Linked DNA regions of Homo sapiens: region 1 is linked to region 2. A link is an interaction called in ENCODE POLR2A ChIA-PET data of the cell type or tissue named here. Cell type or tissue: PC-3. All regions are shown on one strand. Links, peaks and the distances in the headings refer to the core of each region. The heading gives the core; the rest is flanking DNA. Region 1 overlaps HEATR5A (HEAT repeat containing 5A). Region 2 has its middle 60 kb from the start of HECTD1.

Region 1 (15,937 bases), core at 4,102-9,101, 56 kb after region 2:
CTCTAGGAATTATCTAAGTATTTTATCTCCTTACCTTCAGCAGGAAGTTGGGAGGCAAATTCTGAAGGCAAAGTTAAAAGAGCAAAATCCTGAAGTGCAGCAAGCCAGAGTCTGCTTAGTGTGCCAAGATCTGCATAGACTAAGTCAAGCAGTCCATCTGATGAACATGATCCATTTCTGATACCGTCTTCTAAACAGGTGGTAGTCTTCAAAGGTTGTCTGTGGTTTTTATGTCTTTGCACAGCAATTATGTAGACCTGTTAAAGGTTAATTTAAAAACAGGAAAATCTTTTATCTGCTGAAAAGGTGCTATAAAATTTTTATATCTTCCTGAAGAGGCAGACTTACCTTTGAGCATACTGGACTTGAAATGCACTGTGATATCAAGAAGGCCTGTCTGTGTAACTACACACAGAAAACTGGGGTAGAAAGAGTCAAAAATACTATCTTCAATGAGATGCATTAGGGATAACAAATATCTGGTAAATATGATGCCACTTCTCACATTTACAATCATAATATTATATCACGGCACTCTTTCTCACTAAGCCTGGTATGGCCTAATAATCCATCTTAACATACAGCTACAGGTAGCCATCTCTTAACTGAAATACTGAATATATTTTCATTCAAATGTATCACTAAAGCTCTATAAAAAGTGTACACAAATAGATTTAATATGGATTATAGAATGTTAAAGTAAGCAACACAGTGTATAACATGCACTATCCCTTTATCTACAACTCTAAAATCCAAAAAGCTCTGAAAAAACCTAAGTTTTTGGCAAACTAATCTGGTGGAAAACTGATGAACTTATGTGAGGCCATTTAAATCTATATACACAACACAGTATAAATATTCAAACATTAATGTGTTTGATTATAGATTCTATGGTATTGCCCCAGACTTCCCAGATATATATTGGTCAGTCATTATTTATCTTTATTGAAGAAATAATATGAGGAGGTAACAGGCTTAAGCAAAAGCACAGAGATGTAGATTCAGTCTATTTTATTTTATTTTTATTTTTTTGAGAAGAAGTCTCACCCTGTCACCCAGGCTGGAGTGCAGTGGTGCCATCTCAGCTCACTGCAACCTCCGCCTCCCAGGTTCAAGCAATTCTCCTGCCTCAGCTTCCCAAGTAGCTGGGATTACAGGTGCGCACCACCATGCCTGGCTGGTTTTTGTATTTTTAGTAGAGATGGGGTTTCACCACGTTGACCAGGCTGGTCTTGAACTCCTGACCTCAAGTGATCTGCCCGCCTCAGCCTCCCAAAGTGCTGGGATTATAGGCGTGAGCCACCGCGCTGAGGTTATTTTATTTATTTATTTTCTTTTCTTTGAGATGGAGTTTCGCTCTTGTTCCCCAAGCTGGATGGTGCGATCTTGGCTCACTGCAACCTCTGCCTCCCGGGTTCAAGCAATTCTCCTGCCTCAGCCTTCCGAGTAGCTGGGATTTACAGGCATATGCCACCACGCCTGGCTAATTTTTTTTTTATTTTTAGTAGAGACGGGGTTTCTCCATGTTGGTCAGGCTGGTCTCGAACTCCTGAACTCAGATGATCCGCCCACCTTGGCCTCCCAAAGTGCTGGGATTACAGGTGTGAGCTACCGTGCCGGCCTAATTTATTTATTTTTAAAATTTTATATAGAGATGGGGTCTCAGTATGTTGCCCAGGCTGATCTTGAACTCCTGGCCTCAAGTAATCCTCTTGCCTTGGGCTCCTAAAGTGTTGGGATTACAAGCATGAGCCACTGCACCTGGCCAGACCCAGTTTATTGAATCTAGGCACAACTACTTCCTAATGAAGGTTGTGCTAAATAATGACAAAAATAAAGATTCTACAACTTTCAGGTTTAAAATACCTCTACTGGAGGAAACCCTTTTGTACATGTTGGTTAATCTCTTAGATGAAATCTGAGATTACATACCTTCATTAAAATGGTATGTGAACTGGGCCAGGCGTGGTGGCTCATGCTTGTGATCCGAGCACTTTAAGAGGCAGAGGAGAGTGGATCACTTGAGGTCAGGAGTTCAGGACCAACCTGGCCAACACGATGAAACCCCATCTCTACTAAAAATACAAAACTTAGCTGGGCGTGGTGATGCATACCTGTAGTCCCAGCTACTTGGGAGGTTGAGACACGAGAATCACTTGAAACTGGGAGGTGGAGGCTGCAGTGAGCTGAGATTGCTCCATTTGTACCCCAGCCTCGTCAACAGAGCAAGACTCTGTCTACAAAAAAATTATATGTGAACCAAGATTGGTCATGTTTGGTAACTGCTGAAGCCAGGTGATGGGTATATGTAGATTCATTATAAATACTATTAGGTCTACTTTTGCAAATGCTTAAACATTGCATAGTAAATTAAAAAATACTATAGCTTTCTCCTTTATTAGGAAAGTAAATAAGCATCTTACTGTAAGATTTCTTTATCCTTGGAAAATAAAATAACGACTACTTACTATTCAAAAATCATTCTACGAAAGAGCATTAGAAAGCATTACATGCTACAGAGTTGATAGAAGATACAAGGAGACCCAAATTTCCAATAATTCAGGATTCAATAAATGTTGATTTCCACTGGCTACTGTAAGTCTCTCTGGCTCATAAGTAGCACTGCTTAAAGTAGGAGATAATAGACTACGGAAGACTCTTTAAAATGCTTGACTAACATATTAACATATAAATACATCACATGTTGGAATTCTTTTTGTTTAACCTTAAAAATGAACTTATTTGTAGTTCATTTTAAACAGTAAATTTCAGTTTATGGCCTAAGGTGTTTATTAACAACTTCCAAAATTCCAGTTACAAATTAAGAAATACCAACCTCTGCCCAGGCTTTAAGCACAGCTAAGATCTCCATGGTAGAAGCACTTTCATTATATAAGTGACTTAGAGCTTCTTTTCCAGCCTGTATTTTAGTTAACGATGAAACAAGCAACTGATGAACTCTTCGGAGATCATTAAGGTCACTTACAACTCCACTTGCTATCCAGGCACTGCAAACCTAGTTTTCAAGAAATTAAAAGTTATATTTTAAAATTATAAGTATCTCCCTTGGCTGGGTGTGGTGGCTCATGCCTGTAATCCCAGCACTTTGGGAGGTGACGCAGGCAGATCGCTTGAGCCCAGGAGTTTGAGACAAGCCTGGGCAACATGGCAAAACTCTGTCTAAAAGAAAATACAAAAATTAGCTGGGCATGGTAATGTGCACCTGTAGTACTAGTTACTCAGAAGGCTAAGGCAGGAGGATTGCATGAGCCCATGAGTGTGAGGCCACAGTGAGCTAGGATTGAGCCACGTATCTAGACCTCTAGATTGGGTGGCAGAGTGAGACCCCATCTCTTAAAAAACAAAAAACAAACAAAAAAAGCCCATCTCTTAAAAAAAAAAATCTCCCTTGTGAGTTCAGCAGAGCTCACTCACATTTCAAGAATCTAGTCACTGAGACTATATTGCTATTGCTTTCGAGAAATCCTATGGAAGGAGACTGATAATGATAGTCAAAAGTCAGCATTTCCAAAGGGAACGAAGTCTAAGGCTGAAGCAAGGAAATCAGTGCTAATGAGTATATAAATTAAACATTTCTAGATGTATTAATATGGAGAAATGAAGCTATGAAATAATAAAACCCCAACAAAAATTTTGATTGTTTTGAAGACAGTGTAATTTTAATCTTAAAAACAAAACATCATTAATTCTACAATGCAAAACATTTACTCAAGCTATGGTTTTTCCAGGTGCCATGATATTTCTCTCTCGTTTTTTGGGATAGGATCTTGCTCTGTAGCCCAGGCTGGAATGCAGTGGTGGCATTACAGCTCATGTAGCCTTGACCTCCACAGGGGGATCCTCCCACCTCAGCCTCCTGAGTAGACAGGGCCACAGGCACATACCACCACATCTGGCTAATTTTTTATTTTTTTATAGAGAAAGGATCTCCCCGTGTTGCCCAGGCTGGTCTCAAACTCCTGAACTCAAGTGAGCCACTTGCCTGCGCCTCCCAAAGTGTTGGGATTATAGGAATGAGCCACTGTGTCCAGCTGATATTTCTCTTTTTCTAAGGAAAACTTATTTTTCCTCTTCTGTGTATTTGTTTAGTTCTTGTCTCATCTCACAAAATATTTCAAGTGGCTTACAGCAAGAACACACATAGTAAAGTTATAATAAATTAGAGATTCATACATTTAATGTAGTTCTCTGAATAGTAAAAGCACTCAACTATTTCCCAAGTACAATTAAATAAAAGAAAGTTGAAAGAACTGACTAAAATTAGTTTTTCCCACTATGCTTATAATTAATTTATTCATGCCAGTCCTGCTTTTAATTAGTTCAGGTCATCCCGGGCTAGATTTTTTTTTTTTTTTTTTTTTTTTTTTTGAGATGGAGTCTCCCTCTATCGCCCAGGCTGGAGTGCAGTGGCATGATCTCAGCTCACTGCAGCCTCTGCCTCCCCCAGGTTCAAGTGATCCTCCCACCTCAGCCTCCTGAGTAGCTGGGACAACAGACACCTGCCACCACGCCTAGCTATTTTTAGTAGACTGGGTTTCACCATGTTGGCCAGGCTGGTCTCTAACTCCTGACCTCAAGTGATCCACCTGCCTTGGCCTCCCAAAGTGCTGGGATTACAGGCGTGAGCCACTGTACCTGGCCTAGGGCTGGATATTAAGTGTCTGACAACGCAGTCTGAGAAAAGCAACTGTTTAAAATTGTATATTGTATGGCTCTTAAGTATATGAAAAAGTGCTCAATCTCACTTGAAATACAAATCTAAACTATCCTGAGACAGACTTTTTATTGTATCGTATAGACAAAAATGTAAAAGTTTGATGACTCACAATGTTGCTGGGACTGTGGCAAAACAGGTACTTGTATAACATTGCTGGTGGAAATTTAAATGGTAAACACCTCTAATATCCATCAATTATCCATCAATTCAATTTTGGGGGAATCCATCAATTCAATTTTGGGGAATTTATCTCACAGATATGCTTACACCCAGTGAAATGACCTATGCACAAGGTCACTCATACAGCACTATTCTAATAGCAAAAGAAAAAAACCCAATGTCCGTCAATATGGAACTGGTTAAATAAATTATAACATATCTATATAGTGGATTATCATGCAGTTATCAAAAAGGAAGAGTAAGTTTAAGAAGAAAAGTGTAAGCTATGATTGACGGTAAGACAACCATAAAGAAAAAACATTGGTAAAAAAATACTAACTGGAGGACTGCTTCCCAAGATTATCTCTTAAGCTTCATCTTTTAACCATTTACCTGACATGCTTTGGCAGTGACATCAGGTGGTGTCTCTGAAGTGAAGGCTGGTCTAAGCGCTGCTCCTACCTGGCAAGAAATTACATGACATATCAAACATCAAGAAGTAAGACAGCACAAGTTCTCCCTCTTTTTAATGTTATTTTAAAATTATTTATTTATAACAGGTATTATGGACAGCTGTTGTTTTGTCTACCCAGTGTATCTTCCCCTGTTTTTAGATAACAACATCCCAATTTTACCTTCGGGGAACGATCTTCTCTCCCCCTTTATTTTTTTTTGAGACGGAGTCTCGCCCTGTCGCCCAGGCAGGCTGGAGTGCAGTGGCGCAATCTCGGCTCACTACAGCCTCCGCCTCCCAGGTTCAAGTGATTCTCCTGCCTCAGCCTCCCAAGTAGCTGGGATTACAGGTGCCTGCCACCGCAACCAGCTAATTTTGTATTTTTAGTAGAGACAGGGTTTCACTATGTTGGCCAGGCTGGTCTCCAACTCCTGACCTCAAGTGATCCAACTGCCTCCTCCCAAAGTGCTGGGATTACAGGTGTGAGCCACTGTGCCCAGCCTCTCCCCAACTCTTAATCCATATTGTTGTTTTGGAGCTGACAGCATTGCCTGGCTCCAGGGACTCATGCTGGGATAATGAAGGCTCTCAAGACTTTCACTGGGAGTACTGGGAAAGAAGCACTGTATCTTTCTGAGGCCCTGGGTGCTAAGAGAGCCATCTTGATATCACTTGGAGAGAATAAACCTGAGAATAAGTCCACTGTGGAAGAAAGCAGAGACAATTAAGAGATTCCTAATAATAATTTTCCTTTACTGCTTGAGTTCTAATTGTATTTCTAGCACTTGCGATTGTAAGAGGGCTAAAAATATAACAGAACTCCTCTTAATTAAGTTGAATTATAATATTTCATTCTAATATAATAGTTCTTTTTTTTCTTTTTTTGAGACAAAGTCTCACTCTTGTCCCCCAGGCTGGAGTGCAATGGCATGATCTCGGCTCACTGCAACCTCCACCTTCTGGGTTCAAGTGATTCTCCTGCCTCAGCCTCCGGAGTAGCTGGGATTACAGGCGTCTGTCACCACATCTGGCTAATTTTTGTATTTTTAGTAGAGATGGGGTTTCACCATGTTGGCCAGGCTGGTCTCGAACTCCTGACTTCAGGTGATCCGCCTACCTCGGCCTCCCAAAGTGCTGGGATTACAGGCATGAGCCACCGCGCCCGGCCTCTAATATGACAGTTCTACGTAACTTTAATCCCTTCATTTTGCTTTGTCCCTAAGCATATGTTGGTATTAGCTGAACGAAGTCATGAAGACTGCTAATCAACTGATGAACTGCTCTGGTCTCCCTAACTGCTAGCCATCAGAAGTTGCTTCTGAATAATAATGAGAGATCTCCTTGGATGAATGCTGCTAGAGGATTACAAGACAGCTAATGATTTTGTTATCTTCCTTGTTCTTCTTAAATTGTTCAATGGACCAGTCAAATAATCAGTTAAAAAGATTACAAAACCAGTAATAGAAACCTGAATCCTTGGGCTGGGGCTGGTGGCTCATGCCTGTAGTCCCAGCACGTTGGAGGTGGAGGCAGACAGATCACTTGAGCCCAAGAGTTTGAGACCAGCCTGCGCAACATGGTAAAACCCTGTCTTTACAAAAAAACACAAAAATTAGCCGAGCGTGGTGGCGTGTGGCTGTAGTTACAGCTACTTCAGGTTGCAGTGAGCCAAAATCATGCCACTGCACTCCAGCCTGGGCAACAGGGTAAGACCTTGTCTCAAAAACAACAACAACACAAACCCCACAGAAATCTGAATCATTTCCTAAGTCTAGAAAATAAATGAAAGAGGTTATATATATTATGAAAATTAACCTTTATTTATTTATTTATTTATTTAGAGAAACGTTGTGTTTAATGGTAAAGCTTAGCACACCCCAGCACCAGGAATGGCGCGGAGTTGCAGCTGCAGGGACAGGCAGGTGACCCTCACGGAGCCTCACATGGCGAACAGGATGAAGAAGGAGATCATCAAACAGAAGAGCCCCATGGCCTCAGACAGGGCAAAGCCCAGAATGGCATAGAAGAGGAGTTGCTGCTTGAGAGACAGCTTCCTGGCATAGACAATAATCAAGCTGCCAAACACCGCTCCAATGCCAGCCCCTGAATCAGCCACACCAACTGTGGCTGACCCAGCACCAATAAACTTGGCGGCTGTGTCAGTGTCCCGGGAGACAACACTGGTCTGGAACTCCCGTCTGGCCACCTGGAGTGGGGAGCTGCTGTAGGAAGGCTGTTTAGATGAATTCTCTGGGCTATTCAAGGAGAAGGCAGACACAGGCCTGATTAGACCCCTGGTACAACAGCAGATCAGAGCTGGAGAAATGAGTAATACCCCGGTGGTCTGCATTTTTTCAGTCTCCCAGCTTTAGCCCTTGGTCTCAGCACTCAGCTTCCCCCACCCGGAAAATCAACCTTTAAAGTTACAAAACACTTGTTTTTTTATTTTTGTTTTCTTTAACAGGGCCATTTTTTTTCCCCCTCTCTGGAGATGGAGGTCTCCCTATGATGCCCAGACTGGACTTGAACTTCTGGGCTCAAGTGATCTTCCTGCCTCAGCCTTCTAAGGAGCTGGGACTACAGGCATACTGCCCTGCCCAAAAGACATGTTTTATGTACTTTGCTTTTACTTGAAGCTTTATAAAATATTAGCTGAAAGATTTCTTCTTCAAACACATGTACTTTCTATATATGGAATATACTGGTGATACGTTAGCAGAGATACCTACTCATTTACGAGGTGATATCCCAATTCGGTTCATAGACAGATCCTCCCCCCTTTCTTCCCTCCCTCCCTTGCTCCCTTCCTTCCTCTCTTCCTTTCTCTTTCCCCCTTTCTTCTTCCTCTTTTTTAACTTTCCCATCCTCAGACAGTTTCAGACTTTTTTTTTTGAGACAGGGTCTGGATCTGTCACCTAGGCTGGAGTGCAGTGGCACAATCTCGGCTCACTGCAACCTCCGTCTCCCAGGCTCAAGTGATTCTCCCACCTCAGCCTGAGACTACCGGTGCACTCCACCATGCCAGCTAGTTTTGTATTTTTGGTAGAGATGGGGTTTCGTCATGCTGCCCGGTCTTGAACTCCTGGGCTCAAAGCTACCTACCCGCCTTGGCCTCCCGAAGTGCTGGGATTACAGGCATGAGCCACCATGCCTGGCCTCATAGACTTTTTATCTGTGTGTTTAATAATAAAATTCTCTAAAAGAAAGTGCTTACATTGGCTTGATACTGTTCCAGAATCACATGACCTGGAAACTCTGGTTCTGGAACAGTTGCAAATCGCCGAATAACAACTAACAGCATTTCAAGGCCAGAAAGACGGAGCTGGTCACTGTGATCTGTGGCAGCCATAAAAGCCATGCGAATTAAGTCAGCAAGATGCAGTACCAAAAAGTCATCTATAAGATTAAAAAACATATTGGGAGAAAAAAAGATTAGAAAATATCAAAAAAATGTGCTGGAACTAAGACTTACATTAAGTGATAATTTTTCCTCCTTTAAGTACCTCTGACTTGATATACTGTTTTTGCTGTTTGTTAAATAGAGACTTTAAAGCTGGATTTAATGTACACTGCAAATACACACAAGAAAACTGTCCCAAAGCTAGTAAGTATATCCAGCTACTCAGGGCAGAATTAGCATTTTTTAAGTGTCCTAATAGTATCTTCAATAAAATTTTGTTCAGCTTTTATGATAAAAGTACATTAGTTGGTATGGAGGAGACTTTGGGCTTTGACTAATTAAGCAGAAATTTATTTTCTTTATGTCAGGTTGAAGCTAAGACATAATGTTCCTTTAAAAAAAAGTTTTATGCGGCTCTTTCTATGAACGACAATATCTTATTTTTACATATACTGCCAAACATACAAATGGTGGGAGTATAAAAAACATTTCTAGTCGTAGAAATGATAAATGGTAATTCCTTTCATTCCTACAACACATTGTTTGGTATAACATATCTCCTGTGGAGAGATATAAGAAAATCATTTAACAGAAGAAATCACGTCTTAGTAAATGCCAACTACAACTTTAACTGAGAGCACAGGAATCAGTTAAGTATCTACAGTATGTAAATTTTGTAACTGTAAAGTATCTAGCAAAGTGCTCATCACAAGAGACTCAATAAATGCATACTTAAAAATAATTAAACCAGAGATACCTAATTCATACTCAGACTGGCAACAGCAACATTTTGCTTTGTAATTCTTTTGTCTGGTAAAGAATACTTCTAAGGAATTTAGAAATATGCACTGTGGACAGGTGTGGTGGCTAATGCCTGTAATCCCAGCACTTTGGGAGGCTGAGGTGGGAGAGTCACTTAAGCCCAGAAGTTTGAGACAGCCTGGGCAACATAATAAGATCTCACTTCTACAGAAAAATTAAAAAATTAGATGGGGATGGTGGTATATGCCTGTTGTCCCAGCTACTCGGGAGGCTGGGGTGGGAGGATTGCTTGAGCCTGGAAGGTTGAGGTTACAGTGAGCTGTGATCATGCCACTGCACTCCAGCCTGGGTGACAGAGTGAAATGCTGTCTAAAAAAAAAAAAAAAAAAACACAAATATGTATTGTGTCTTTGAACATATGAGCTTAAGTGAATTTAAAAAATCAGACATCAAACCATAAAGGCAAACATAAATAGGTAAAAATAATACAGTTAAACAGTAAGAGGTGGTCAAAATGGTCTTACAATCAGGTTTACTTAACACTGAGAAAGGCTCAAATGTTTTTTAGTTAATATCTATGATACTAAAATAATCTGTAAGCAAAAACTGGCCCAAGTTACAAACCAGGAAATAATTTTTGAGAACTAGTAAATGTTCATACTATTTCCCAAGAACCAATTATTTTCTATAAACTTAATGCATTGCACCTGCTCATTAAAGTGAATGCCAATATAAGAAGCTTAACCATTAAAAATGTATTTAAACATGAAGTGATGTGAACACGGCTCACTGCAAGCTCAAACTCCTGGGCTCAAGTGATATTCCTGCCTCAGCCTCCCCAGTAGCTGGAACTATAGGTGCATGCCACCATGCCTTGCTAATTAAAAAAATTTTTTTAATAGAGACAATGTTTCATTGTTGCCCAGGCTGGTTTCAAACTCCTGGGCTCAAGTGATCCTCCTGCCTCAGCCTCCCAAAGTGTTAGGATTACAGGTATGAGCCACTGTGTCTGGCTAGTTTCATTTTAAAAAAATATTTTAATATTTTAAATATTAAAACCATAAGCAGACAGCATTTTTACACATATCATTTGGTGTTTTCATCACTATGTCACTTACTTCTTGAATCTCTTTTTTTCATTTCTTGTGCTAAAGCAATGTCAAAATGTGCACTGTTAGCATTCTCACATTGGTTAATTATCCTACAGACACATTCAGCAGCAAAGACTCTAGTAGCCCATCGGGGATTGGTAAAAGGATGGGATTTTTCATCACGTCTGGTGGTCAGGACTGAGGCATCATCCCCTTTATCTCCTTCTTCTTCTTGCATTGTATCCACACAAGTTACAGCTGTAAAATCTTTTATTAAAGGAGAACATATGTAATTATAATCAACTGAAAGATATATATATATATATCAAAAGGAACAAAAAAATGACTTCAAATTCAGACTAGAATTGCTCAACTATCAATTGCTACTGATCAATCATCTTTTTAATAACATCAAATAATTAGGTCTAATAACTACATACAACTAAACAGCTGTCTAAAGGAGATGCTGTTAAGAACTGTTCCAGGTCAAAATGACCAAGCTGTTAAATTATACTCAAAGTAAAAAACAAACACAATAAAAAATATTTAAAAAAACAAACAAACACAATAGTAGATACTGAAATAATTATCAATCCCCTGCAAGTAGATGGATGTACTTAAGGAGACTCAAAATTCTCGGGTGTGGGTGGGATACATTGGGAAGGCTGTTTTAACACTGGAGCCTTGCATGGATTTCAGGAGGTTCCTGAATCTACTGAAATTGTCTGAAAATATTTTTCTTAGGATAGACTCATTGCTACCATTACAGTATCAAAGGTGTAATGATAGCTGGTCACTGAGTAGTGAATTATCTCCTCTACTTATTAACTGTTACACTTACAAACTGTTTAACAACTGAAAATGGAACTAATGCTATGAAACAAACCAAACTGCTTTTCTTATATTATCCCGTATGTCAATATTTTTTTGCACGTTAGAATACCAAACATGTCACAAATAAAGTTATGGTCAAGTTAACAGAGCCTGGAAGGTGTTTTCCTGAGAAGGTATGGAGCCAAACCTCAGAAGATGAAGAATTAATGGCAAGATAAAATTGAGCAAGCTCAGGGAGTATGAATGCAAAATTTAAAAAAGATAATTGAGACACCAGGAAAATGTAATCAGTCTATGCACACATGTATTTTCTTTTTTTTTTTTTTTTTGAGACAAGATCTTGCTCTGTTACACAATCATGGCTCACTGCAGCCTCGAACACCTGGGCTCAGGCGACATTTTCTTTTAAAGAAGTCCTTGCAATTTCTTGAGTAGTGGGGAACAGAAGAGAAAATTAGAAAAATAAAATATGTAAAGCGTAATAGTTGAAACAGCCAGTGTAAACCATTGGAAGAGGGACCAATAAGAATCAAGATAGTCAGAGCAGAGAATACAAAACATTCCAGGAATTTGGTGTTAACTTTTCTCCTATCACACAATTCAGACATGAGAGCTACATTAAATTCTAAGGCTTGGGCAACTGAGTTGGGAGCACTGAAGTACAGTGGAAGGCTTGTGGATTTTAAAAGTTGTGTAGGCGTAGGACTGAATCTGTCTATGTCTTCAGGCAGGTTACCTCTCCAAGCCTATTTTCTCTTCTATAAAACAGAATAAAATTGTCTATGCATAGAATGGGTTAAAGGCTTAAATCAGATAAATTATATACAGTTCTTGGAAAATAACTGGTTTTTCTCTTCTCTCTTCCTCTCATTTATTTTCTCTCTTACTCCAAGGATACAAATTTTAAAGATTTGAATATACTTTCTCATGAACAATTATCTTGTATTACTAAAGACATTAGGGTAATAACAGTTTTCTAATACTACTTGAAATTAACATTATTGTATGTAGTGAAACTGGCTTGCTCAAAATGTCATAACTTTGTATAACTTTCTCTTATGGTGACTAAGTAATTTCATACGGTGCGAGGGGTGGGGTGGGTATGTATGAACATATGTATGTATGTATGTATGTATGTATGTATGTATGTATGTAGAGACAGGGTTTCACTCTGTTGCCCAGGCTGGAGTGCAGTGGTGTGATCTTGGCTCACTGCAACCTCTGCCTCTCGGGCTCAAGCAATCCTCCCATCTTAGCTTCCCGAGCAGCTGGGACTACAGGTGTGAGCCACCAGGCCCAGCTAATTAAAAAAAAAATTTTTTTTTGTAGAGATGGTGTTTTGCCACGTTGCCCAGGCTGGTCTCAAACTCCTGGACTTGAGCAATCTGCCTGCCTCAGCCTCCCAAAGTGCTGGGATTATAGGGGTAAGCCACCACACCTGGTCTCAAATATTTGTTGTATGTATGAAAAGAAATGATGGGAACAATATACATCAAGTCACACCTTTTAGGGCATAAACAATAACTTTACTTTTTAATTTGTTTTATATAGGAAAGTCATCTAAGACAGCCAAAGGGAAAAAGAGCAGGCTTAAGTATTGGATTTATATTGTTCAAATTACAGAGAATTCTAAAACACTAGAAATACAATCTTCATTTGAAGAAAAGCAACAATCAGACAGTCAGAATCCAGCTAGTTAGACAAGACTGATGAATTCTCAGTGGTAAACAATTTTATGTAAAGTTTCAAATTTCAATTTTATTATTTTAACTGATAATGTCCAATACTTACCAGCTGATGCAGCAAGTACATCTTTACAAAGCTTTAACCACAGGGAGAGTTTTTCCACTGCCATAGATGTAAGCATATAATTTAAAGTCTCTTTGATATCATGGCATAATCTCTCATCTGTCTCCTTGTCTAGTAAGATCAACAATGCCCCCTCAAGGCCAACTTCTCTGATGTTAGCATCTGACAAGAAGAAAATCAATTATCTAAGTAATACAGAAAACAAAACTACCATATCAGAAGCTCACACATTCAGTAGTTATTCAAATAGTAGATAAAAATACATCTTAAAGAACTAGCCCAAATACTGTGCTTTAATCTACTGAGATCCATTTTAGTTCACACTTGAATTTTGGGATTTATGATCCTATATAGCAGTATTTTATGTAATGTCACTGAAAAAAAGTATTCATATGTTATTATTAATATGTTTTCTTAATCAGGTAAAAAGTTTTACCCAATTAGTGTCCAATACTTACAAAATTTTTTTTTCTTTATTCGAGACAGAATTTCACTCTTGTTGCCCAGGCTAGAGTGCAATGGCACGATCTTGGCTCACTGCAACCTCCGCCTCCCAGGTTCAAGCAATTCTCCTGCCTCAGCCTCCCTAGTAGCTAGAATTACAGGCACCCGCCACCACGCCCAGCTAATTTTTTTTTATTTTTAGTAGAGATGGGGTTTCACTACGTTGCCCAGGCTGGTCTCAAATTCCTGACCTGAGGCGATCCACCCATCTCAGCCTCCCAAAGTGCTGAGATTACAGGTGTGAGCCACTGAACCCAGCTCAATACTTACAAATTTTATTCAGTGCTTAATTTTTTTTTTTTCCTTTTGAGACAGAGTCTCACTCTGTCACCCAAGATGGAGTGAAGTGGTGCAATCTCGGCTCACTGCAACCTCTGCCTCCCGGGTTGAATTGGTTCTCCTGCCTCAGTCTCCTAAGTAGCTGGGACTACAGGTGCCTGCCACCATGTCTGGCTAATTTTTGTATTTTTAGTAGAGACGGGGTTTCACCATGTTGGTCAGGCTGGTCTTGAACTCCTGACCTCAAGTGATCCACCCACCTTAACCTCCCAAAGTGCTGGGATTATAGGCGTTGAGCCACAGTGCCCAGCCTCCAGTGGCACTTTTTTTTTTTTTTTTTTTTTTTTTGAGACCGAGTCTTGCTCTGTTGCCCAGGCTGGAGTGCAGTGGCATAATCTTGGCTCACTGCAACCTCCGCCTCCTGAGTTCAAGCAATTCTCCTGTCTCAGCCTGCTGAGTAGCTGGGACTAGAGGCGACCACCACCACGCCCTGCTAATTTTTGTATTTTTAGTAGAGACGGGTTTCAACAGTGGCCAGGCTGGTCCCGAACTCCTGACCTTAGGTGATCCACATGCCTAGGCCTCCCAAAGTGCTAGGATTATAGGCATGAGCCACCACGCCTGGCCCAGTATAATTATTTTCTAGTTTTAAAAAAACATAATTAAGTTTTCCTTATTCTGGTATAAAGCTTTAAAATATATTAACGTGAGAGTAAAGCTCAAACAGAAAACAAACACTATATGGAGAACACTGTTTAATTACTACAACTAAGCTATTGTGGACTACTGAATAAACATATATCACTATACAATATTCTCACTACAAAGTAATACCTCAAAGGGGAAATACTAGCCTTGATCTAGCATCTACTATTACCTTTAATTCTGAAAATGCCAAAAGGACAAATACATTTTCTCTTGAAGAGTTAACTCATCTAGCATTTATGAAAGCATGTAGATTTGAAAGGTTATATTATTAGTAGACTATTCTATTTATTTATTGTTTTGGAGACAGAGTCTCGCTCTGTCGCCCAGGTTGGAGTACAGTGGCACAATCTCACTGCAATCTCTGCCTCCTGAGTTCAAGCGATTCTCCTGCCTCAGCCTCTCCAGTAGCTGGGATTACAGGCATGTGCTACCATGCCCAGCTAATTTTTTTTTTTATTACCTTGTAGAGACGAGGTTTCACCATGTTGGCCAGGCTGGTCTCGAACTCCTGACCTCAGATCCACCCGCCTCAGCCTCCCAAAGTGTTGGGATTGTAGGAGTTAGCCACTGTGCCTGGCCTTTGTGGGTGTTTTGTTTTGTTGGTACTAGACTATTTTAAAAGAGAAATTATCTTTTAAATATTAGAAGGAGGTGATAGAAATGTTTCAGATTAGGGATCTAACAAGATATAATAGCTAAGGTAATGTGAGTCATGACTGGATCTTAGATTTAGGTGGCAGTGAGGGGAGAGGAATCATAAAGGACATTTTTTGGATGACTAGGGAAATGTGTGTGAGGGCTGCAAATCAATATTGATTTTCTTAGGTGTGTGATCATGTATGGGTATGTCCTTTGCATTAGTCCATTTTCATACTGCTATAAAGACATACCCAAGACTGGGTAATTTATTTAAAAAAGAGGTTTCAGTCCAGGCACAGTGGCTCACGCCCATAATCCCAGCACTTTGGGAGGCTGAGGCAGGTGGATCACCTGAGGTCAGGAGTTTGAGACTAGCCTGGCCAACATGGTGAAACCCCATCTCACTAAAAATACAAAAAATTAGCCAGGCATGGTGGCAGGTGCCTGTAATCCTAGCTACTTGGGCAGCTGAGGCAGGAGAATCGCTTGAACCCAGGAGGCGGAGCTTGCAGTAGGCCAAGGTTGCACCATTGCACTCCAGCCTGGGAGACGGAGTGAGA
Region 2 (15,937 bases), core at 1,904-6,903:
CAGCCTCCCAAAGTGCTGGGATTACAGGCATAAGCCACCGCACCTGTCCGAAACCCCAACTCTACTAAAGAAAAATAGAAAAATTAGCCAGACATGGTGGCATGGGCCTGTAATCCCAGCTACTCAGGAGGCTGAGGCAGGAGAATCGCTTGAACCTGAGAGGCAAACGTTGCAGTGAGCTGAGATCGTGGCACTGCACTCCAGCCTGCGTGACAGAGTGAGACTCCGTCTCAAAAAAAAAAAAAAAAGCAAGAACTCTCAGCAAACTTAGAGTAGGATGGAGGTTCTTCAGTTTGCTAAAGATTTTATACCAACTTTGTAGACACATTCTTTTAAAGATTGGAAACATATCACTATAATTTAACAGTGCTATAATAAAGGAAAATGTTATCGTTATCAGATCCATATGTACTATAATACTGTATTTTGGATATTTGACCCTCCGTACCTCATGTGCAATTTGATCCCAGTGATAGTGGTGGGTGGGGCTTAGTGGGAGGTGTTTGGGTCATGGAGTGGATCCCTCATGAATGGCTTACTGCTGTCCTCATGGTAATGACTGAGTTCTCACTCTATTAGTTATTGCAAAAGCTCCCCCTTGACTTCTGCCTGAGGCCCTCACCAGAGGCAGATGCTGGCACCGTGCTTCTTGTACAGCCTACAGAACTGTGAACAAAATAAACCTCTTTTTAAAAATAAGTACCTAGCCTCAGATATTCCTTTATGGCAACACAGATTAGGACATATAAGTTCTTTGAAACTGGGCATAGTGGCTCACGCTTGCAATTCCAGCACTTTGGGAGGCCGAGGCCAGAGGATCACTTCAGCCCAGAAGATCAAGACCAGCCTGGACAATACAGTGAGACCTTGTCTCTACGAAAAATTAAAACATTAACCGAGCATGGTGGCACATGCCTATAGTCCCAGCTACTCAAGAGGATGAGGTGAGAGGATCGCTTGAGCCCAGGAGGTGGCAGTTGCAGTGAGCTGAGATTGCACCATTGCACTCCAGCCTGGGCAACAAAATGAGACCCTGTCTCCTTCCCATGTGACAGAAAAAAAAAAAAAAGGTCTTCAAAGATGATTGGTAAAGTGGTAAAAAGCATACAAAGGGAAACAATTATTGCGGGCTTTTGCCATTTTGTGTGTATGTGTGTGTGTGTGTGTGCGTGTGTGTGTGTGTGTGTGTGTGTATGTGTCAACTGGGTTTTTGTTTTGAAATTGGGTCTATTTCTGTCACCCCAGGCTGGAGTGCAGCGGCACAGTCATGGCTCACTGCAGTCTTTACCTCCCAAGCTCAAGTGATCCTCCCACCTCAGCCTCCCAAGTAGCTAGGACCACCACCACATCCAGCTAATAAAAAAATTTTTTTTTGTAGAGATGAGGTCTCACTATGTTGTTCAGTCTGGCCTCAAGTGATGTTCCTGCCTCAGCCTCCCAAAGTGCTGGGATTACAGGCATGAGCCACCATGCATGGCCTGTCATTTTTTTGGTTGTGTAATTTCCATTTCTTCTCCCTATAGAGGATAAACGTTTTATTGTTTATCATGTAGGTGAAATGCAATGCTATGCTGCCCACAATGGAAGCTTAAGTGGGGACATCTTTCCTCTTCTTGAACTGGCGCTCTAAGGTTTTTGGTGGCAACAGAAATTCCACATGACATGTCCTAGAATGTGTGGGTCCCATACACTCTGTGCAAATGCCATTTTTCTAGTCTGGATAGATCCCGACTTCCTTGCCCCTAGTCGGCATAACCTTGAATCTTATTTTTTTTTCTCTCTACAGAATGGTGCCTTAGATTTTCATTAGATTTAGAGTGGAACAAAGTAGGGGGTGCAAATTAATATCAGGATGAATAACTTAAGGAAACAAAAATTCCTGCTTTCAGAGAACTAGAATGAGATAGCAAACAGAACCCCTGAGGACCAGGATCGGTTTAAAATACCTAGCTTTACCATTAAAACACAACTCGAGCCCAGGAGGTTGAGACCAATTGGAACAACATAGTGAGATCCTGTATCTACAAAACACACAAGAAATTAGCCAGGCATGGGGGCTTGTGCCTGTAGTACCAGCTACTCAGGAAGCTGAGGCAGGAGGATCGCTTGAGCCCAGGAGTTCAAGCTGCAGTGAGCTATGATCACGCCACTGCACTCCAGCCTAGGCGCCAGAGCAAGCCCTGTCTCAAAAACAAAAACAAAAACAAAAAAACCCCCACACTAATTAACAACAAAAAAGTGGGGGTGGTGGGGAGATGAGAGGAAGAGTAAAATGAAACACAAAACACAAGACCATCCCTGACAAAAGCAAGCCTTTCACATGAACTCACTACATCTACAAACTCTCCATCTTGTCTTACAGGAAAAAACAGTGGGGAGGGGTTTGTTCAGGGTCAGAGCTGATGGTCCCCAGCACACAGTGGGTGCCCAGAGAATGGGTCTTGTGTGGGCAGCACTGCTGGCTGGCTCGCACAGGGCAAGCCCAACCAAGAGTTTGGTGATTCTGATTGACAGCTTTGATTGGATCTCTTTGGTGTCATCTGACCTTTAGTCAGAAACTGTCTCAGGAAGGATTTAAAGAAGTCAAAGTCTCCCCCCTGCCCCATGAATGAGGACTTAACAAATTCAAAGGCCAGGGGATAGGGCAGGTGGCTCAATCTTGCCTATTATGAGAATCTTGGCTGCCTGCCTGGGTGCACAAAGCAAACGACATTTTTAAATTTCTTCACAGTCCATTAGGTAACATGTAATACCCTTCAACTGAAAGAATTTCAAGTCACGTGCCTAGAGCCTTCTTATTTAGGGTGTCTCTCCCATGGTGACCATGCAGCACCAAAAATATCTTCTGTAGATATTCATGTGACTAGATCTTGGTTATATGTAAACAGGAATTTTCATTTGAGTCATAATTAGTCTCCAGATAATTAACTCATGAGCTTTTGGCTAAGTTTCCTTTGCTAATATTCTCAGGTTGTACTAAAGTTGAGCTAGCAGAAAAGGGTTAGGAGTAAATTCGGTTGGGGAAATTGTTAGTATTTGACACAATACTTCTTAAACCAGTTGAACTTGATTTGTGCTGTAGCCCTTGAATAACTGCTGTCTTCTTAATTTGCTGAATTGGAGAAGTTCCTTGATTTGTTCCTTAATTCCTTAAATAGCTTGTGTTCATCCAGCTCTTTCGACTCCGTCCATGAACACTCTATCTCCTCTCAACAATGATTTGGGCTGTGTTTTGGATCCAGCTGCTTAAGAAGGAATGACTGAGGAGAAGTCAATTGGGCCAAAATTATTCTAGGAGGTGAGATTGAAATGAGTTGACTTAAGCATAAAGCCAAAATGAAACCAGTCACACAGAAAATGTACAAGGTGATTATGAAGTTTGCCTCTAAATTAAACAGAAATCTGTGACAAACTGCATCTCTTGCAGAGTCAGTTCTGGGTCAGCTGGCAGCAACTGCACTCCCTTGCAGATCTGCTCAAGACCTTGTGTCAAGCTGTCTCCCACTTGATCCAAGTCATCCTAGGATCCTTTTCTTGAAAGTCATAAAAATAGGACAACAGATTCATTGTCAACACCAGCCATGACAGTCACTCACTCTGTCTTTTTTTTTTTTTTTTTTTTGAGATGGAGTCTTGCTCAGTCACCCAGGCTGGAGTGCAATGGTGTGATCTCGGCTCACTGCAACTTCTGCCTCCTAGGTTCAAGCGATTCTCCTGCCTCAGCCTCCCAAGTAGCTGAAATTACAGGTGCGTGCCACCATGCCCGGCTAATTTTTGCGGGTTTTTTTTTTAGTAGAGGTGGGGTTTTAGGTTGGTCTGGAACTCCTGACCTCAGGTGATCTACCTGCCTCGGCCTCCCAAAATGTCGGGATTACAGGCATGAGCCACCACACCCAGCAATGTTTTTTGTTTTTTGAGGCCTTTATTAGAAAGCTGATTTAATGTGATTTCATGCTGAAATAAATCTGTATCTGAGGATGCTAAAAGTCTTACTGCCAAGCCAGATCTCAATACAGTCTAAACTGGGAAAGGAGCCTTCATTGGGATGATGGCCAAGAAACTAGTCAGTTGTAGATGTAGCTTAAAAGGTCATTGGCTCACTTGCAAGAATACTGGCAGCTTCAACATTTGCTACACATTCCTCTCATTAGTCAATTGTTTTTAAATGTCTTTTACACTGGAAAACCCAAGAATGTCTCCTGCCTGAATGTACCATTCTCAGCTGATCTCTTCCTGTGAGATGTTAGGAATGAGGTCCTGCAGCATCCCATGTGAGTCACAGGTCAGGAGGCAGGATGCCTCCAGCTTCTTTGCATACAGCCACTCCACTCCCTCCCTGTGACTCAGTCCACACTCTCCGAGAGCATACACAGCATGCCTTGAGTAGAACCTGAAGCATAGACCCAAAAGAATCAGAGCCAGAAAGGATCTCAGATAGCCTGTCCAGTGGGGGGTCTGACCATGTGGCTTACCTGGTACTGAGAAGTTTCACATGGCACAGAACTTTCACTGGTAAAACTGTGGATCTTGTGCCAGCTGAAGCAGGTGGTTGCAATGTGCCCAACTACTCTTCAGAGAAGAAACTGAGGCCAAGGAGGCCGACTTGCCCAAGCTAACAAAATCTGTCAGTGGCAGGTCTAGGATTAGAATCCAGATCTAATGGCGCTAAAGTGTAGTGCTCTTTCGAAGCTGGAATTTTCTTGTATTGCCACAGTGCATTGCACACAATAGGTGCTGAAATTTCTGTTGTGGTTGTTTTTTGAGTTCGAAGGATACGCTTTTCACAGATATGATTGTTCCTAATTAGCAATGGATCTCACTCAAGGTCATTGTGAATCAATGGTGAAATCAGTTCTCTACTTCTAGATTCTGAACAGAACAGTGAGAATGAAGGGGAGGGAAGCTTTGTGAGTAATAACACAAGTGGTTAAGCAAACAGAAGGACTGTGCAAAGATGAAGAGACCCTTGTGTGTAGGTTAACCGAGCAACACAGTAGCAGAGAACACAAAGAAATATGGTATAGGTGTAAACACCAAAAAGTAGGAAGTCTTTTCCTGTCCTTAGAGAAAGAGTATGGTAGAAAAAAAGCATTATAGTTCTGGCAAGGGAAGGTAACCATGGAGATACACACACCCCATGTGGCAATGACCACGTGATGAAAAATAATATCACCTGACATTTGTGGTTGTATGTTTTTCAGGGTCAAAAGAACCTAACTCCCGGCAGTATTCTTTGTCCTTCCAGATCTGAGATCTACCCTGTTTTCCCTGCCAGTTTTCTCTCCTGGATCCTGAGTGTTTTGTTTTGTTTTGTTTTGTTTTTTTGAGACAGAGTCTCGCTGTGTCGCCCAGGCTGGAATGCAGCGGCCAGATTCGGCTCACTGCAAGCTCCACCTCCCGGGTTCACACCATTCTCCTGCCTCAGCCTCCCCAGTAGCTGGGACTACAGGCGCCCGCCACTACGCCCGGCTAATTTTTTTTTTTTTTTTTTTTTTTTGTATTTTTAGTAGAGACGGGGTTTCACCGTGTTAGCCAGGATGGTCTCAATCTCCTGACCTCGTGATCCGCCCGCCTCGGCTTCCCAAAGTGCTGGGATTACAGGCGTGAGCCACTGCGCCCGGCCGATCCTGAGTTTTTTATAAACTTGCACAAATTACCAGGGATCATTAGTCTGTGATGCATAGATCTTTATGATCACTTAACTAAACAGTGCTGTATCCTCTTCAATGCTACAGTCTTCTCACCTACAAGAGGCACCAATGTTATATGTATAAGAGAACAGACAAAGCATTAGGGATGTGACTTGCTGAGGATCAAGACTGGAGAAATGGGCCAGGCGCCGTGGCTCACATCTCTAATCCCAGCACTTTGGGAGGCCGAGGCGGGCAGATCACGAGGTGAAGAGATTGAGACCAGCCTAGCCAACATGGTGAAACCCCGTCTCTACTAAAAGTATAAAAATTAGACGGGCATGGTGGCGGGCGCCTTTAGTCCCAGCTACTCGGGAGGCTGAGGCAGGAGAATGGCCTGAACCCGGGAGGCGGAGCTTGCAGTGAGCCGAGATCGCGCCACTGCACTCCAGCCTGGCGACAGAGCGAGACTCTGTCTCAAGAAAAAATAAAAAATAAAAAAGATTGGAGAAATGTCTATTGGAAACAGGAGCTCAGGAACAACCTATTTATCGTGGAAGTCTTCAGCAACTCATTTTGTGAGGTAGTGCTTTGGCACTTGATTTCTTTTATCTGGGATGGAGCCCAAGGAAGTGGTACTTGGAGAGGGAGCAGCATAAACAAAATAGAAGTGACTAAGCTGTTTTGACACCCATTAAGATGGGTGTTACTCCCCAAATGGAAACCAGCTATCTGCTTTTCTATTTGACCACGCCTTTTCCTGCTGGTGATCTGAAACAGGGTTACCTGTTCCTCTGACTAATCCCTAAAAACGCAGGTGAACAGAGGCTGCGATGACCTACTTTGCAAATACCTGTTACAGTGTTAATCAGTGAACTTTGTGGCCAGACGTCCTCACAGTTGTTCTACTTTACACTGAAGGCCAGGTAGGGAGCAGACTTTGGAATGGGCTTGTGGCCATCCATCAGAAGCAAGGGAGTTGGGAAACAAGTGCTGATTAGAAATGCAAATTATTGGCTGGGTCTGGTGCTGTGTGCCTGTAGTCCCAGCTACTCAGGAAGCTAGGCAGGAAGATTGCTTGAGCTCAGGAGTTCGAGGATCTAGTGCACAATCACAGATCACACCTCTGAATAGCCACTGCACTCCAGCCTGGGCAACATAGCGAGCCTCCGTCTCTAGAAAAAGAAAATGCAAATTATTGGACCTTACCTTAGTGTCGTGATTCAGAATTTCTTTTTGTTTTTAATAAAGATTAACATTTAGAATAGTTTTAGATTTACAGAAAAATTGTGAAGATAGTACAGAGTTTCCATATAACACACACCCAGTCTCCCGTTATTAACATCTTACACTACTAGTATGGTACATTTGTCACAAGTGTTGAACCAATATTGATACTTTCTTGTTAACTAAAGTTCATATTTTATTCACATTTTCTTAGTTCTTACCTAATCTCCTTTTTCTGTTCCAGGATCCCATCTAGGATACCATGCTACATTTAGTCATCGTGCCTTCTTAGGCTTCTCTCTGTTATGACAGTTTTTTAGACTTGCCTTGTTTTTGTCATAAGTCTTTTGTTGTTGTTTTTTGAAATAGGGTCTCCTTCTGTTGCCCAGGCTGAAGTGCAGTGATGTAATCATGGCTCACTGTAACCTCGAACTCCTGGACTCAAGCAATCCTTTCACCTCAGCCTCTGGAGTAGCTGGGACTACAGGCGTGTGCCACCATGCCAGGAGAATCTTTTTTTTTTTTTTTTTTCTTTTTGAGATGGAGTCTTGCTGTGTCTCCCAGGCTGCAGTGCGGTGGCACGATCTCAGCTCACTGCACCTCTGCCTCCCAGGTTCAAGAGGTTCTCCTGTCTCAGCCTCCAGAGTAGCTGGGACTACAGCTGCCTGCCACCATGCCCGGCTAATTTTGTAGTTTTAGTAGAGACCGGGTTTCACCATGTTGGCCAGGCTGGTCTTGAACTCTGACTTCAAGTGATCCACCCGCCTCAGCCTCCCAGAGTGCTGGGATTACAGGCATGAGCCACCCAGACCAACAACCCAGGAGAATCTTTTGATTGTAGAGGTGAGATCTTGTTATATTGCCCAGACTAGTCTTGAACTCCTGGCCTTAAGCGACCCTCCTGTCTTGGCCTCCCGAAGTGTTGGAATTACAGGCGTGAGCCACCGTGTCTGGTCCCAGACTTTCCTTGTTTTTTATGACCTTAACAGTTTTGAAAAGTACTGGTCAGGTTTTTTGTTTTTGTTTTAGAGACAGAGTTTTGCTCTTGTTGCCCAGGCTGGAGTGCAGTGGCGCGATGGCTCACCCCAACCTCTGCTTCCCAGGTTCAGGCTATTCTGCTGCCTCAGCCTCCCGAGTAGCTGGGATTACAGGCATGTGCCACCATGCCTGGCTAATTTTGTATTTTTTTTTTTTTTTTTTTTTAGTAGAGACAGGGTTTCTCCATGTTGGTCAGGCTGGTCTTGAACTCCCGACCTCAGGTGATGCGCCCGCCTCGGCCACCCAAAGTGCTGGGATTACAGGTGTGAGCCACTGCGCCCAGCCTGGTCAGGTATTTTTTATAGAATGCCCTTCAACTTGGGTTTGTCTGATGTTCTTCTCGTGATTAGATCGGGGTTATGGGTTTTTGGGAAAAAGACCACAAAGTGCCACTCTTATCATGTAACAAGTGTACACTAAGGTAGTTCTGTCATTTCCCCACAGTATTCTTTTTCCTCTCCCCTTTCCATATGTATTCTTTGGCAGGGGAAATCACCATGTGCAACCCACACATAAGGGGTGGGGAGTTCAGTTTCACCTCCTTGAGGGTAGAATATTTACATAAATTATTTGGAATTCTGCATGGGAGATTGGTCCATTTCCATCATTTATTCATTTATTTATTTATATCAGGAGAGACTTATAGACGTTTATTTTACATTTCGAGTTATAATCCAATAATCTCATTTTCCAGTTTTGGCCTTTTGGGCACTCTTGTGGCCCTGTTGTCCACTTGACACAACCCCACTGTTTGTTTGTTTTAACACTTCGTTACTTTCTGGCATTTAATTTTTTCTTCCAGGCACTTGTTTTTAATTTCCTGCCACTTCTCTTTTTTGACAAGCTTTTCAGATGTTTCTCCCACACTACATTTGAACAGCTATTGACGGGGAAGAGCTCTCTATTTTTGAGATCATAAGAGTCACATTGGGCCCTTGTTAACAATAAGAGTTTCATGCCTCTTCTCTGAAGATTCCAATTTAGTAGTTCTGGAGTGAGCCCTAAGGGTCTGGAATTTATAATAAGTATCTCCAGATGGTTCTTACAATCAGGAATGTTTGGTAAACAGCGCCTTAAGGTCATTTTAATTAAGACTTCTTTGTCAAGCTTAATTTAGATAGATAACCACAATCCGTAGTATTGGAAGAGTGAGTCTCTGTAGTTGGAATTCCAAGTGTTTTCAAATACACTATTTCATTTAATCCTCATTATTCAAATATGAAGTAGGAAGAACATTTTGTAGGTGAGGAAATTTAAACCCCAGATAAGAAGGTGGCTTTCCTAAGATCACACAGTGGAATGCATCGCCATACCATGATCAATAGGCAGAGACAAAAAGTAACACAAAATCTCTTGTGTTTTGGGATTTGGAATAGCATTACTAAGTAAGATGACTAAAAAGATAGGATGTCAGTCTGTTGATAGGACTGATTTTTTAGCAATAAAGATTTATAATCTAATAGTAAAATTGATCTACCTAAGCAAGCCACCGTTTCCAGTACCTTTCCTTCCATCAAAGTGTACCATGTTCACATTTTTTGAGTGACAACTATGTGCCAAGTATAGCCTGCTCTCCTAACTTCTTTTCAACTGGTTCCTTTTTCAAAACTTTAGACATAAGCCAGGTGTGGTGGCTTATGCCTGCAATCCCAGCACTTTGGAAGGCCAGGGTAGATGGATCACTTAAGGTAGGGAGTTCGAGACCAGCCTGCCAACATGGTGAGACCCCGTCTCTACAAAAATTAGCTGGGCATAGTGGCACATGCTTGTAATCCCAACTACTCAGTTGGCTGAGGCAGGAGAATCACTTGAACCCGGGAGGCAGAGGTTGCAGTGAGCCAAGATAGCACTACTGCACTCCAGCCTGGATGACAGAGAGAGACTGTCTCTAAAAAAAAATAAAATAAAATTGAGATATAAATCTCCATGAGTTTCCCACAGCTGCCATAACTAAGTACCACAAACTAACTTGCTTTAGGCAACAGAAATTTATTCCCTCACAGTGCTGAAAGCTAAAAGTCCAAAATCAAGGTGTTGGCAAGACCATGCTCCTCCCCAAACCTCTAAGGGAGGATGTTTCCTTGCTTCTTCCAGCTTCTGCTAGCCCCAGACATTCCTCTGCTTATGGCAACATAACTGCAATCTCTGCTTCTTCTTCACACAGCTGTCTTCTCTCTGTGTTGTGTTTCTGTATCTTCACATTGGGGGCTCCTCTTTTTATAAGAACTCGAGTCAGATTCGATTAAGGGCCCACTCTACTCCAGTATGATTTCATCTTAACTATTTATGTCTGACTCCCCATATCCATTAGCAATCACCTCCCATGCCCCCCTTTTCCAACCCCTAGCAACCACAAATCTACTTCCTGTCTGTATGGATTTGCCTATTCACAGGCATTTCCTATAAATAGACATTTCATGTAAATAGAATCATAATAAGAAGGCTTTTCTGTTTGGCTTCTTCTGTTTTCAAAGTTCATCTACACTGTAGTGATAGCAGCAGGAGGCAGACAAATGCCTAGGCAGTTAGGGGCGGGTCCTTGGTGAAACCCCACCTTCAAGCCCAACATAGTCTGAAGGCTGAAAGATTGGACTCCTGGTTACAGATGAAACCTGCGACCCTGAGTGAGAACTTCTGTTCCTGTTTGCCCACCCTTTCCTGATTGGTTCTTTCTGAATAATGCTTTTAAACCAATCAAATGTTACCTTTTCCAATACTACCTATGGCCCTCCCCTTCCCCATCCTGTGCCTATGAAAACCCCCAGATTCAGCCACACTGGGGAGATGACCCAACCTTCCTGTCCCCTCTCTGCTGAGAGCTGTTTTGTCGCTCAATAAAATTCTCCGCCCTCATCACCCTTCAATTGTCAGCATGACCTCATTCTTCTTGGATGTGGGACAAGAATTCAGGACCCACCAAGCACAGGTACTCAGAAGGCTGTAAACATTGTGGCCCTCTTCCCTCCACCAGCAGAGGGCAGCCTCCCAATGTCACAGGAAGCAATGGTAGGGCCAAGCCAGCCCTGGAGCCAAGGGCCAGAGCTGGGCAAGGGCCTGTCCAAGCTGTTAACACACTGCTGTCCATCAGGCTGCAGATGGTGGGACTAAATGAGCTAATTAGCACGTTGTAACACTGCTTCTGGGGCTTCAGGGTTGTAGGCACCCTTGCCTGGGCACCACTGCATCCCCTTGGGATGTGGCAGGACACACCTCGTCCAGCTGCAAGCACTGCATGGAGCCCACTCCTGTGCTGAAGTTTGGAATGGCTGGTCAGATCCCATACTCACTCACACACACATCCTCTCCTGCCAGGGGCTGAGCATGTAGTCACAGCAGCAGCAGCAGGAGCCATGGGCTGGAGTGCAAGCCAGACATGGCCCGGTGGGCCAAGCAGATGGGATGTCTGCTGCTTCAAACCTGGCAAAGGGGCCAAGAAAAATCCTGCATTAGTAGCATGTATCAATGCTTCATTCATTTTTATGGCTGAGTAATATTCCACTGTTTGGATATAACACATTTTGTTAATACACTCATCAGTTGATGGACACTTGTGTTGTTTCCACTTTTTGGCTATTATAAATAATGCTGCTATAAATGTTCATGTACAAGTTTGTGTGTGAACATTTCAATTTTTTCATACCTAGGAGTGGAATTGCTGGATCATATCATAATTATGTTTAATTTCTTACCATTTAGAGACCTATTATACAGCATGGAGACTACAGTTAATGACAATATAGTGTACTAAAAAAATGCAAATAGAGTGTTCAGATGTCATGGTGCACACCTGTTGTCCCTGCTACTCAGGAGGCTGAGGTGGAAGGATTGCTTCAGCCCAGGGAGTTTGAGGCTGCAGTGAGCTATGATCATACCAGTGCACTACAGCCTGGGTAACAGAGCAAGACCTTGTCTGAAAAAAGAAAAAAGGTAAATGGAGAGGATGATAAGTGTTCTCACCACAAAAGTGATAATTATGTGAGGTAACACATTTGTTAATTAGCTAGATTTAACTATTCCACAATGTATATATACTTCAAAACATTGTGTTCTACACAATACATAAAATTTTCTCTGTTAATTAAAAAAAAATCAGCAATGTACAGAGGTTGTAATTTTTCTACATCCTCCCCAATTCTTTGTATTGTCTGTATTTTTTTTATCATAGCTATGAAAGGAAAATAAATCTTGGGGCCTCAAAATCACTAAGTTAAAGGGTAAAGTCAAGCTGGGAACTGCTTAGGGCAAACCTGCCTCCCATTCTATTCAAAATCACCTGCTCACTGAGATAAATGCATATCTGCTTGCCTCTTTGGAGAGGCCAATCAGAAACTCAAAAGAATGCAACCGTTTTTCTCTTATCTACCTATGACCTAGAAGCCCCCTCCCTGCTTCGAGTGGCCCCGCCTTTGCTTTGAGTTGTCCTCTTTTCCAGGCTGAACCAATGTTCATCTTACATATGCTGATTGATGTCTCATGTCTCCCTAAAATGATAAAACTAAACTGTGCTCTGACCACCTTGGGCACATGTCGTCCGGACCTCCTGAGGCTGTGTCATGGGTGTGTGCCCTCAACCTTGGCAAAATAAACTATCTAAATTAACTGAGGCCGGTCTCACATATGCCGGGTTCACATTTTGGTAACCACGAAGGGATTCTGAGTGGAGGTGCACCTGATCTTTGACGAAGTTCCTATCGGTGCTTGGTACCAGCATGACCTAACCTTATGGCTTAAACCAACAGGACAAATTGCTGAGGTTTGGGAGCACACCCTCCAGAGGACCCCTGATCTCCCAAAATTTGGTTGAGATCTAAAGTTTATTTTGCTGTACAACTCCCCCCAACACCTTTTTTTTTTTTTTTTTTTTGTTTTACTTGCTTCCAACAAGGAATGCAAGATTTCTTGCTGATGTTGGAAGGCAGGCTCCTTTATGGAGTTTGAGCTCGCTCCCAGCAGGGAAGACGAGTTCAAGTGTTTCCTGCTTCAAGGATGGTAGAGAGCAGTCTTCAGCCTGAGACTCATCCCTAGGTAAGTAGCTGAATTGTCTTGGCTAAAGTTTAACAACCAGCTGGTCTTAATTTCTCCTTACCATTAGAGCACTCAGTGACCAAGTCTACCTGACTTCCTCAAATCCAAGAGGGACTTCCAAAGCCTCTCTAATTTGGCTAAAATTCCTTGCAGCTACAAAAGAGGAAAAAAAAACAACCCATGTGTTTGGTTTCTGTGTTTGCTTCCTCCTTAAAAAATGAAATGTTCTTTCATTTACTTTTCTTCCGCCCTGTACCTCCTTCCCTCTTTGCCACCTGTAGTATCAGAAAATCTAGAGAAGGCTTCTAATAACTTGAACCCCTTTAAAGAATTCAGAACAAAGTCATCACTCATCCCTTTTGGGGTGTTCTGTTTTCCTTGTGGTGTTTCAAGAGTCCTGGGCAGATTCTTCTTAGGTCTAAAGCTCTGTTTTCCTGTATTACATGAGCTGACCTCTTTGGCTTTGCAGGTAACCAGAGATGACCTTGTACTGTGAGAGGATTTGACCCTGGCATGTGAAATGGCAGATGAGAGCTAGAAAGGTAAGGGTGGCTGAGCACAGTTTACAGGAAGTGGTCTTCGCTGTTGTTGTTGTTGTTTTTTGACACAGAGTTTCGCTCTTGTTGCCCAGGCTGGAATACAATGGCGTGATCTCAGCTCACTGCAACCTCTGCCTCCTGGATTCAAGCAATTTTCCTGCCTCAGTCTCCTGAGAAGCTGGGATTACAGACATGTGCCACCATGCCTGGCTAATTTTGTATTTTTAGTAGAGACAGGGTTTCTCCATGTTGGTCAGGCTGGTCTTGAACTCCTGACCTCAGGTGATCCTCCCACCTCAGCCTCCCAAAGTGATGGGATTACAGGCGTGAGCCACTGTGCCTGGCTGTTTTTTTTTTTTTTCCTCCTAGGAAGTCGTTGTTTAAGGATCCTAATTCTAGTTTGGAGATGCATTCTAAAGGATCTTCTCTATCCCAAAACTAATTTCGATTTGGCTTGTCTGTGAACAATTGCATGAGGAACTGAACTGTTGTTTTCATAGGTAAATGAGAAACTGAGTTTTCTCAGTTTGAAAGAGAAAGGCATTTTGCTCCTCCCAGACAAATGGTGCCCCTGGGTGACCGGGGGGCTCATGGGAGTGTCTGGGTGATTGACCCCCCAGATGATGTGTAGCAGCCCTACAGGGAAATCCCCAACAAAAATTAATTTTGAAAAAGGCAGCCGGGTGTGGTGGCTCACACCTGTAATCCCAGCGCTTTGGGAGGCCAAGGAGGGCGGATCACCTGAGGTCAGGAGTTTGAGACCAACCTGGCCAACATGGTGAAACCCTGTCTCTACTAAAAATACAAAAGTTAGCTGGGTGTGGTGGCAGGTACCTGTAATCCCAGCTACTCAGGAGGCTGAGGCAGGAGAATCACTTGAATGTGGGAGGTGGAGGTTGCAGTGAGCTGAGATCATGCCACTGCACTCCAGCATGGGTGACAGAGCAAGACTCTGCCTCAAAAAAAAAAAAAAAAAAAAAGAAAAAGAAAAAGCTTGTCCAGGAAATGCATATGAGGGCTGATCACCCAGTGTTTTGAGCTCTCTCAGAGGTCATAGAACTCTGGAGAGAGAAACTGAGATACATAAGAGGGTGGAAATGACTCAGTGGTGACACACTGTGGAGTCCTGCCCACAAGCAGTACACATCAATCTACCACTCAAAAACCTTAGGCTACAGCTCAGTTCCTCCTTTTAGGAAAATAAGTAGGAAACAAATCATCTAAGAATGAGGAGAAAACAAGGAGAATGGCCCCCTTTCAAGTAATCCATAGGTTTTATGGCACCTCTACTTGCCAGAGTTTATGTAAAATAGAACTAATATGGTCTTTGTGCATATTTACATTAAGGAAAAAGAGCTCTAAAATCTGTTTGGGAAAGGACTGTTAATGTCGTTTCAAAGCTAAACTATAAACTAGGTTCCTCCCAAAGTTAGTTTGGCCTATACCCAGGAATGAACAAGGACAGCTTGGAGGTTAGAAGCAAGATGAAGTCAATTAGGTCAGATCTTTTTCACTGTCTCAGTTATAATTTTGCAGTTCCATAGTTATGGTTCCATAACTTTAAATGATGACTATCACAGTTTTCATAAGTAATCTAGGTAAATAATGAAAATAAAATAATTAGGTAAATACAATGGGATAGTTGTAGACAAACTTGTCATAACTTAGAATCTAAAGTTATATTAAATTAAATAATATGGCTGGGCATGGTGGCTCATGCCTGTAATCCCAGCACTTTGGGAGGCTGAGGTGGGCGGTCAGGGGTTCAAGACCTGCTTGGCCAACATAGTGAAATCTTGTCTGTACTAAAAATAATAATAAAAAAAAATTAGCCAGGCATGATGGTGGGTGCCTGTAGTCCCAGCTACTTGGGAGGCTGAGACAGGAGAATTGTTTGAACCTGGGAGGCAGCGGTGGCAGTGAGCTGAGATTGCACCACTGCACTCCAGCCTGGGTGACAGAGGGAGACTCTGTCTCAAAATAATAATAATAAATAATAGGTATTTTATTATTTGGGTATTTTCCAATAAAATTATATTGTAGAAAAACATTCTTTCTGAAAAAATGTGTGTCCTTTTAAAAAGGTGAAAAAGTTTTGTCTGATTCAAAGCTTATTTAAAGGTTATATATAAAGCAAGGTAAAAAGGGGTTGGGCATGGTGGCTCACGCCTGTGATCCCAGAACTTTGGGAGGCTGAGGTGGGCAGATCACCTGAGGTCGGGAGTTCAAGACCAACCTGACTAACATGGAGAAACTCTGTCTCTATTAAAAATACAAAATTAGCTGGGCGTGATGGTGCATGCCTGTAATCCCAGCTACTCGGGAGGCTGGGGCAGGAGAATTGCTTGAACCTGGGAGGTGGAGGTTGTGGTGAGCCAAGATCATGCCATTTCACTCCAGCCTGGGCAACAAGAGCAAAACTCCATCTCAAAAAAAAAAAAAAAAAAAAAGCCAAGCTAAAAAGAATCATGAAATAAG

What was found. ChIA-PET counts read pairs that join two places held together with the same protein. Peaks named below come from ENCODE experiments on the same cell type or tissue, not always from the same donor. Only the 100,000 strongest peaks of a DNase experiment are listed, where the experiment ranks them.
Region 1: POLR2A ChIA-PET joins it to region 2 with 7 read pairs; 6 of 35 experiments call an interaction of 5 or more read pairs at or near these places.

Annotation. Positions count from the first base shown.
Region 1 is chr14:31,312,934-31,328,870 of GRCh38, forward strand. It overlaps HEATR5A (HEAT repeat containing 5A), which reads right to left. Exons shown (of 36, transcript NM_015473.4): 23 at 13,230-13,409; 24 at 10,632-10,871; 25 at 8,566-8,747; 26 at 5,291-5,359; 27 at 2,837-3,016; 28 at 35-257. It also overlaps the pseudogene ATP5MC1P2. Among named protein-coding and RNA genes, the nearest start is that of HEATR5A, 100 kb to the right of the region's middle. In PC-3, for the core only: no CTCF peak of the experiment used is centred there; no DNase peak of the experiment used is centred there.
Region 2 is chr14:31,259,505-31,275,441 of GRCh38, forward strand. No RefSeq gene overlaps it. Among named protein-coding and RNA genes, the nearest start is that of HECTD1, 60 kb to the left of the region's middle. RefSeq lists a silencer at 6,179-6,473 and enhancers at 10,679-10,973, 10,769-10,818. In PC-3, for the core only: no CTCF peak of the experiment used is centred there; DNase peaks (open chromatin) are centred at 4,227 and 6,407; H3K27ac peaks cover 2,532 bases.